Regions from separate parts of the Mus musculus genome. Here region 1 is linked to region 2. Evidence: chromatin loops called from intact Hi-C (ENCODE). Cell type or tissue: left cerebral cortex. All regions are shown on one strand. Links, peaks and the distances in the headings refer to the core of each region. The heading gives the core; the rest is flanking DNA.

Region 1 (4,727 bases), core at 568-4,567, 220 kb after region 2:
GCTAGATTCTGCCCTGCAGCTATGCGCCTGGGTGGAGCTGTTCTGTTCCATAGGAACTGTACACCTACCCTGAGCTGCACTGCCTGGATAGAACTATATACCTGGCTGTAATCTACCCTGTAGGTACCTATCTAGAAATGGATGCCTGGCCGATATGGGCTATGCCCCATAGGTGTTGCATAGGGCGTCATCTGAAACATTGGAGCTGGGGAAGCCAGGATACTTTTAGCTCAGGCCAGTCACTTCATGGTGGAGAAACAAGTCCCCAAAGTGTGATTCGAGTTATATATACCGGCAAACTAAGAAGCCATTCTATTTTAATCTGTAGACACCAGTTCATCCCATATTTGAGTGCATTTTGCCTTAATGACTTAGGAAATAGAGTGTGTAAACTACATCAGACAGCAACAGCGAAGCAGGTTCACACAGCCATGCCACGTGGGTAGTCCCTGAAATAGATGCGTAGGACTTACCTCTCAGAGTCCTGAAATAGGCCCTAGGGCTATTCTGCTCAGTGCAGGAATCCCCAAGCCCATGAACCTGACTGTAAGTGGATTAATACATGAACAAGAATGCGTAAAATTGAAGCCATGTATTCTTATTGTTGTAGATGTAATTTTACCTGAGTAATTGGAACCACTCAGATTTACTCCGTAGAACAGTTTAAATAGGAGCAAGAAGCTGATACGTAGCATATAGTCCTCTCATCCTTGTGCATTTTTAAAAACTTTGAGAAGTTAAAATTCAGTCATATCTGATAGAAGCAGTTCTTATTGAATCTTAGTTAAAATTTATAGAAACTTGAAATTAAATATCTTATTTATTGGGAGAATTTCCTAACAATACAATTAACAATACACATTTTTTTAAATAATTAGATGCCAATTTTCATTCTAGTTTAATGAATGCTTTTCCTCTCAGTTACCACAGATAATTTTCAGTATTTCTGGCATGTATATACATAGCTACAACCTTACACACACTTCTATTTAAGTCTTGAGGTGGGTATCAGCACTTAGATAGATTAGCATAGGAATTGGCAGGATCTAGCTGCGGGCTGCTTACTAATGCTCACTGTTCCACATAGGAGAACGCTACAAGGCTGAGACCAACTAATTGTCATAAATCAAATTCTCTCTGCTTCAAAGGTACTGTGAGAGACTCATTTGAGCTGATCATTTCTCAGAGCAGTGAGATGGAGTGTGTCCCGCACTGTTGAGTGAATATCAAATGGGCTTCAGTGTAGAACACAGAGAACACCTATGGCAAAGGTGGGACTTTGTATTAATCAAGGTTCACTAGAGTCACAAAACTTACAGAATGTCTCTATATACAGACTGTCTCTATATACAGAATGTCTCTATATACAGAATGTCTCTATATAGTACGGGAATTTATTGTGACTTATTGTGATGACTTACAAGTCTGTAGTCCAACTAACCCAACAATGGGCAGCTGTGAATTGGAAGTCCTCAAACCTAGTAGTTGCTTAGTCCACGAAGCTGGGTGTTTCACCTGGCCTTCTGTATAAGCTGGAATCCTGAAGAGGTAGGTGCTGATAGATGTGCTGGCAAGTAAGTGCAAGCAGGCAAAGAAGGGTGAGCCCTTTCTTCTTCCAATACCCTCATACAGGCCTCCAGCACAAGGTGTGGCCCAGATGTGCCTGGATCTGAAATTTGCTTTGTCCCAGGCTGACCTTGAACTCAGAGATCTGCTTGCCTCAGTCTCTTGGGATTAAAGGCTTGTACTACCTTGCCTGCGTGTAAGATTTTCATGGTTACTATGCCTCAAGATCTCCATGTTAAGATCTGAGTCAGAAGCCTGTCTTCCAGCCTCAAGATCTACATCACAGATGTGCCTTCCATTTCTGGATTGTAGTTCATTCTGGATGTAGTCAAGATGTGGTCATCACAGATGTTTAATTTCTCCCCTATGCCAAAGGTCCCACTGGGCTCTCAGTAACCCCTGCCCTTAGACTCTGCTGTTCCAAGGTAGGTTGAGGTAGGTGGGTCATCAACAGGCATTTAACTGAGATCTGAGCTCTTCAGGCCCATGGGTTACCCTACTCTTCTCATTTCCATGGAGACAGAGTCTGCAGGAAGCAGAGACATCTGGATGGGACGTCGTCTTTAGTGCCAGTATCTTAACTCTTTTTCCTTTGAATAGAAGATGGCAGATGTATGGTATTCCCCACAGACCACTCTGGGGTGCTTTGAGGGATCATTGATGTTGCTTTGGAGTTCAGATTGCTTCAGGCAGTGCAGGCATCACCCACAGAAAGAGGAGAAGCACTCTGATGTACGGAACAGCTTCTGTCGCATGTCCTTCCGCATCGGTGTGCAAGGCTGCTATCTGAGTTGTCAGCTTGGTGGCGGAGCAATGCTGCTAGGACAGAGTATCCAGAAATGTGGGTGTGCACAAAGATGCAGAGGTGACATGTCAGTAGACAGTCTTCTCTGTAAGAGTCTGTTCTGAGTGAGTTTCCCGATAACAACCCAGGAAGATTCAAAAGTGGATTACAAGAATAGTTAGCTGCTTCCATCATCTCTTGAAGGTAAACTTAGCTTTAAACTATCCAACCGATGAGACTCTGCCTGGGGCGGGGCTTCATATACTTTTCATTTCACTTCTGCAGTTGTGGTCATTAGTATCGACCATGACAATGTGAAGAGAATCCTAAGTCTGGGATGTGTACTTGGCAGTCTCTATCTGAGCATGATGCTCTTGCTGGTTTGTTTTGATAAAACATCCCAGGATAGGCAGACACAGATCGCTGTCACCTTCCATGACTCAGCCTATTTCACACCACTTCTGCAGTATAACAGGAATCTATCCCAAGGCAATGATGCTTCATGCAGACGAGAATTCACGGTGTGAGTTAGTAACTTCTGTGTTCTTCAGTGGAGCGCATGTGTGATGGGCTGTATTAGTCATCATATCCAAGTTTATCGAAAACAGTCACTGGGGCACAGACACTCGCCATCTGAATTCTGCTGACTCATCCAAATTCTGCTGACTCATCCCAAGACATTTGCTTTGGGTATCAGCTTTTCAGACTGAAAACCGAGTCCTTGTCACTTTACAAGCTTGTGCTTGGAATGTTGAAATGAAGCCACAAGGCATATAGCATTGTACTTGATCTTTTAGATAATTTCAGAGATGAAAAGCAATTTACGTAGGAAGACATTGAGCGGACATAGACAGGTACAAGGAGACTCGAATCTCCTACTGCCAGGGAACAGCCGCCATTGGGCGACAGACACAGTATGAGGGGAGACATCCTTTGCTAAGATGTAGTGTTGATGGATGTGGCGTTTAGTTCATGAAAAATAAAATGCATTTAATTTTATTTTATTCCAGCGAAGAGGCTGTTGTGGAAAGAAAATCGTTGTTGTGTTTCCATGGGGATGTTTTCCCATTCCAGAGATAGGCTTTCTTATATGATCTAGGGAGAAAGGAAAACTGAAAAAGAAAAAAAAAAAAGACTATCTGATCTCCTCCTGCTTCTTCTCCCACCACAAATATGTGTGTACATATACATACACACACACATATGTACATCATGTATGTACATATATGCATATATGTACACTCACAGATTTACTCAAACACACATATGTATGTTTGTGTACATGCACTGAAACATGTGTGTGAGCTTTTTGGTCAAGGATTCTTTAGCAATGGCAGGTAACCTGATTTTTGAGGGGCTGATTTTTTTTAAATCGCTATTTAGTTTCTGTTAGACTAACCCCTCAAACCCATTTTTTTATTGACAAATTTTCTTCCTTGGCCATTTCATACATGAGCATTAAGCACTCTGAGTAGTCACCCAGCCACCGTCTGGTATCTCCTTCCCAGTCCAGTCAGCCTCCTTCTCCCTAAAAGTCCATCTGTGGCCCTCTGTAGGACTAGAGTGGTGCGCTGTCTGCTGCAAGCTCAGGTTGAATTCCTTAGCAAGTCCTTAGCACTTATAAAGTCAATGTGGTTCTGCAGACACAGCACAGGCTAATCGCACCCTCTTACTTTAGGTCTACGTGGCTTTTTAGAGAAAATGTACTCGGAGCTGCAATGCACAGTCAGGACATCTTTTGATATTGGCCATTCTCTTCAGTTTAGTTAAAAGACAGCACGTCGTTCCCAGCTGTGGGCTTCCTTCTTTCTCCGTGGCCGAGCCACTCCCTCCTGTCCTGTCCTTGGAGTGTCCTGTCTTTGGGATACTTTGCTTGTGTTTTGATATCGCGTGTGACATCTTCCTCTTTAGACGCACCAGTTATCCTTCCTTCAGCCTCTGATTTTGCTGACACCACCGTCCAATTTTCCCTCTGAATTCAGCACGATTGCCTCCCGTGATCTGCGCGTGGTTCTTCCCCCACGTGCGTTTGTCTGGTAGCTGTCAGTCTGAAGCCCCCTCCGCTACCCTGGTGGTGTCCTGACTCTCAGCTTCCTCAGAAGCTCCGTCTCCAACTGCATTATCACCTTATCTGTGCTTCTCAAGGCTCTGCTCTGAAGAAGGGCAGGGTGGTGGCTGCTGGTGTCCTACTCCGGCATCCAGGTGGACTTCTGCATGTGTGTGTATGTGTGTGTCTTCATTAAAACACGTGTGTGTGTGTGTGTGTGTGTTTCCCATCTTGCCTCTCCTGCTCTGTCCTTGCTATCCTTGGCCTTACACCTCCCTGTGTGTTGAGACATGGCTCAGTTCTGCCCTGGCTTCTGCTGCTTACCTTGTC
Region 2 (4,727 bases), core at 130-4,129:
AAACTCAGGTCCTCTTATGTGCATGGTAAGCATCTAACTGATTGAGCCATCTCGTTAGCCCCAAGATCCCTGGCTTATATCATCTTAAAATATTGTAGTGTAGAAGAAAATTCCTGTGTGTGCACTAGGTTAAATCCAGATGCCTAGTGGTATGGATTTGTTAATAGCCTCGCCAATAGCCTTCCAAGGAATGAATTGCCTGCCGTGTGCAGCTCTCTTGGCTCTGCCCCCTAGTGCTCCATTCCTTTACATCCTTCTTCTGTAACATACGTAGGATCCTCTTTGAAATGCATTTGTATGTTTCAAGGGAACAAGAATAGGGGAAACCCAGAGGTCACTGTTTCATTGTGCAATTGGTGATGCATTTCCTTAGCGGCCAGATTCCCCCCCCCGCCCCCCCCCGCCCCCGTTAACTGTCATGCAGTCTGTCTTTTCAGAGTCCTGTCTCCTCAGAAGTATTTGTTCTCTCCCTCATGTAGGATGGATAGGAGAATCTTTGGGCTCTATCCATGCATTTTCTTTTTTTCTAGGTCTTTAATATGTGTTAAATGCTTTGCAATTATATCGAGGCATAAATTAATGTGTTAACAGTCAGCATTGATTCTGTGGCCTACAAATAAGTATAATCTCTTTCTTGGTATACTTCTTTGCAATTATCTTCTTGATTTTTAAATCAAAATTGATAACTATGTTTATTTATTTATTTTGCTAAGAACTTGATCTAAAATATCTACAGTTTTCTTTTTAGTCCATGTTTAATATTCTAGTATATAATATAGCCCCCATTTCTTCTTTTCTTTATACTTTCTTCTTCACATAAGTTCCATTACCCCAAATTAGCTTTTACTTTGTAATTCTTTTATTTTCTGAAACTCTATTTTTCCTCTAGTAAATTCGCTAAAGGTGTATTTAGTTTATTGAGGCTGCCATAATAAATTGCCATTAAGTTGGTGGCTTGCAATGACATAAACATGTATGTAGTCTTGTAGCTCTGGCTGCTAAAAATGTGATCTTTCCAGTCTTTTTGAGCTTCAAGTGGCTTTAGGTGGTCCATGACTTGTGGCCACACCAGTCTCCCAAAGTCTCTGTATTCAGATGGTTTTGTATATACCTAAATCTCTGTGCCACGGAATACTTCTGGTTTACTTAGGGCCCTCTTCCAGAGACCTGGGATTAACCTCTCACCAGAAAGTCCTTGATGAGCAGACCTTCAAAGACTTTTCTGCCCCAAATAAGGTCAGGTTTATGGATTCCAGGAATTTGATAAGAACTCCTTGGGTACAACTTTGGTACTCCAGTAACATGACCACTTCTAAGAACTTTAAAACTATTAGTCAACTGTGTCTTAGGCCAGCAGTGCCCAGAAGCCAATGCCAATTTTGCTATAGTCTCTGCAGTCATGGGGATGACAGAGGCCAATAAGAGGATATAGGCAAGAACTTCACAAAGTGTCAAAGGACACCTGGTCTCCTTGTCTCCAAACAAGATAAAGGCTCAAGGAAGATGAGAGAATATGTAGGGTTTTTTTTGTTGGCCCAGATAAGCCATAGTGCATGTGATCGTTGAAGGAGCACCTTTACCCTGAGAAGGAGAACAGGCTTTATATATAAGTAAAGGATCAAAAAATTTAAACCAATTAGTAAGGAAGGAGCTGGAGAGCATTTGAGAAATGGCTGAGTCACAAAGGCACGGCAACAAAGAGGCAAATTAAAGAGTTACTTTGTCTAATTTACCAAATGGGTTATCTTTTAAAATAATGACCACAAGTGCTTTTATGTGTGATTTTCAAGGTGACTACAGCTAGAGTCCCTTGGTTCATTTGCCTGGAGCCTGCCTTCTCCTCAGCTCCACTGTATGTCTGCCAACTGTGTGTACCTTGCAGCTGCCCCTCCTGGGCCTCCAGCTGATCCCAGAACGCTGTGTTCTGTTTTGTAATGAAATGTAGACTTCCTCTGTGAAAAGGCTTAATGGGATAGCATTTTTAAAAAAGAATTCAAGCTGGCTAAATTTAGTTTCTGAACGGTGTCCAGTCTGGAAATAAATCTATTTTGAAATCTTCATCTCAGGGCCCACTCTTCCACCTGGGAAGGTGCCCTGGCCAGATGGTTGTTAGCTGGAAGTTTCTTCTTTTACCCCTCTGCCAGCAACAGGTATTGCTAGTCCCTCTTGCCAGCGCCTGCTATTTGTAAATACCATGGAGCTTAACCATGCTGTCCTTCTAAGCATTGGCAGTGGAGGGTCTGTATGTCTCCTGACCTTCCTCTGACTCTCTCCCCATCTTCTCCTTGAGGGCACCACAAAATATTAAGGGTTATAAGGGATTTGCCTTCTTCTCAGTTCCTGACTTTGTCCTTCCACTAACTCTTAAGTTTCTGTTACTTCTGGCTTCCTTTTTTACAGGCTTTTTTTTTTCTCCCTCACAAAGAACTAGCCACTTGTTACTACACAAGAGGCACACCATCTATATCTCTGAACATAGCACCCAGGGTGACTCCTAGGCTCTGAATCATCCATTTTTATCTTCCTGCCACTTGGAGGTGTGGCAGGTGTGTGTCCTGTGCTCTTCTTACAGTATGATATACTTGGCAGTTCATGGTCATCACACTCACATGCTAAAGGCACTACAGACAGGCCTTTTCTGAATTTAGAATAAAGAGGAGGGGCTGAGCCTCGGCTCCACCCCGACTTCCTGTTGTAGCGACCATTATTGCTTTGCGCCTGTCCCTTGTACCCCTTGGATGAGAAGCTGTCTAGAAGGTTCACATGGCTGTGGTTAAAAAAATGAGTCAGACTTAACCATTGGCCTGAAAATCCCATGGTCCAGTGAGAAGCACAGACATGAAGGTTGTATGGTGCAGGGCAAGCAGAGAGGTGGGTTGCTGGAGGCTCCTGGAGCGTCGGCCAGGCACAGTTGCTGTAGAGATTTGGTGTGGCCGTTATGTTTCTGTGTGGGAGGCACCACAGAGGAGCCTTGGCTTCCTGGCTTCATTCTGACCATGAGTTCTGTGCCGAGTGCAGTGAGTTCTGTCCAGGCGTTGCAGATACTGGGCTCTCCTTTGAAATGTATGATTGAGGAGATGGAAATGGTGGTCAGGACCGTTCGAGTAAGGTGACCTGGGAGCTTAGTTCATCGAGACCCCTCATGGACAGCACAGCTAGACACACAGCAATCATCCTTCTGTGTCCGCTACGTTCTGCAACTTCTGAAAAAGGATGCTCGTCCTGTGTCCCCAATTCACCAGGCTTTACTGACTGTATGTCACTTCCTAAAGCGTGCTCATCAAATTCTTCACTGACTGAGCCATCTCCCAGCGCAAGATGTGTTCCGTGCTGATGGGGCTTCACGATGAGGATCGTGAAGCGTTCTTGCTGGTTCAGCTGGACCCATGCTAGTGGGCGTGTGAGGAGCAAGTGGGCGGGGACAAGTGGGCGGGGACACCGAGGTCCAGAGGATGAGTGGCACCTTCAGTGGGTGATGCTTGTGAATGAGGTAGGAGAGGGAGATGGGTAATTATGAGAATCGACTCATGCTCGTCCCTGTTCCCAGCTGTTAATTTTGGAAATGGCAAAAAGTTGTCACTCTGCTCCACTGTCAGTCTGTTTCTCCTACATTTTTTTTTCTTAAAAGACCAAGCAGTTACAAACTAAGAGAGAATTTGACCTTGGTGCACTTAAGTCAGCGACAGCCATCTCTCTTTTGCAGACAGGTAACTCAGAATCCATTGAAAAGTTAGGTAATCTTTATGGGTGGGACCTAAACCTGAAATTTTACACCTGGTGTAACAATATGGCAAAGATCTTCCTACTTCTTTACAGAGAAAGGATAAGGCTTACTTCTCTGAAGAATTGCTACTACGTATCTCAGAACAATAACTTAAATACACTTCAGAGACCCATCCCATTTAGGGGAGTGAGTTTGTTTCCTTTTCTGCATTTCTGGCTAATAAAGCTAGGACTTATTTACACGAAGGTCCTTAGGGGAAATCAGGGAATGCAGTCAATAGAAAGAACAGGAGTTAATGAAATCATAATTATATTTAGTTTAACTGTTTGCTTAGAAAAAGCAATGAGAGAATTGCAGTGAGAGAGGAGGGCACGGAGAGCTTGAGCCTGGGACAGGCGTGTAAGGAGTAGCCATGTAGGTGAGATACAGGGGAAGTGGGAATCCCAGGGAGAGTGGATGGAGGCACAGAAGGGGAGCAGCGGGAGGGCCTGGGAACCAGCCTAGAGGCTTCTGTGAGTTCTTTTGTTCTCATCAGTCAGACACTGTGAAAAGTGTGTCAGTTCACTGGGTTAGGACCTTGACTGCTGATGCTTGGATGTCTCACACTGCCGTTGTTTTGGAACTTTCGCTGGAGATTGTTGTAGTTGTGAGTTTTTAAGCCGGCTGTGGTAGGAACAGCACACCCAAGCTTGTGCTGTGTGCATGTTGTGTGCACTTCAAGAATTGTGTTAGGAGCTTCTAGGTAGCATGGTGTTAGGCAGTAAGGGTAGCTACCTCAGGGTATGTTGGGATTCAAGATTAGTGCACACAGGCTCCACCTATGCTTGGAGTTCAGAGCAGGGCTTGGAGGAAGTTGATTAAAACCACTGAGTTTTAAGCATTATTGAATGGTAAGGTTGATGCTGGGCTTGGGAGAGCCTTTGAGGTTGCACACGTGAGTTTGGCATATCTGTGTGTACCTGTTTATGTGTATGTTTAGTTTAATGTGCATGGAGAAGCCAGA

The links. Peaks named below come from ENCODE experiments on the same cell type or tissue, not always from the same donor. Only the 100,000 strongest peaks of a DNase experiment are listed, where the experiment ranks them.
Region 1: a loop joins it to region 2, with 3 times the contacts of the local background. A loop is called at or near these places in 1 of 42 quality-filtered maps.

The regions. Positions count from the first base shown.
Region 1 is chr8:14,328,551-14,333,277 of GRCm38, forward strand. All of the region lies in intron 3 of Dlgap2 (DLG associated protein 2), which reads left to right. Among named protein-coding and RNA genes, the nearest start is that of Gm26184, 58 kb to the left of the region's middle. In left cerebral cortex, for the core only: no CTCF peak of the experiment used is centred there; a DNase peak (open chromatin) is centred at 2,917.
Region 2 is chr8:14,107,595-14,112,321 of GRCm38, forward strand. The region is part of intron 1 of Dlgap2 (DLG associated protein 2); the gene reads left to right. Among named protein-coding and RNA genes, the nearest start is that of Dlgap2, 14 kb to the left of the region's middle. In left cerebral cortex, for the core only: a CTCF peak has its summit at 218 (motif pointing left); DNase peaks (open chromatin) are centred at 1,919, 2,039, 2,986 and 3,402; H3K27ac peaks cover 333 bases.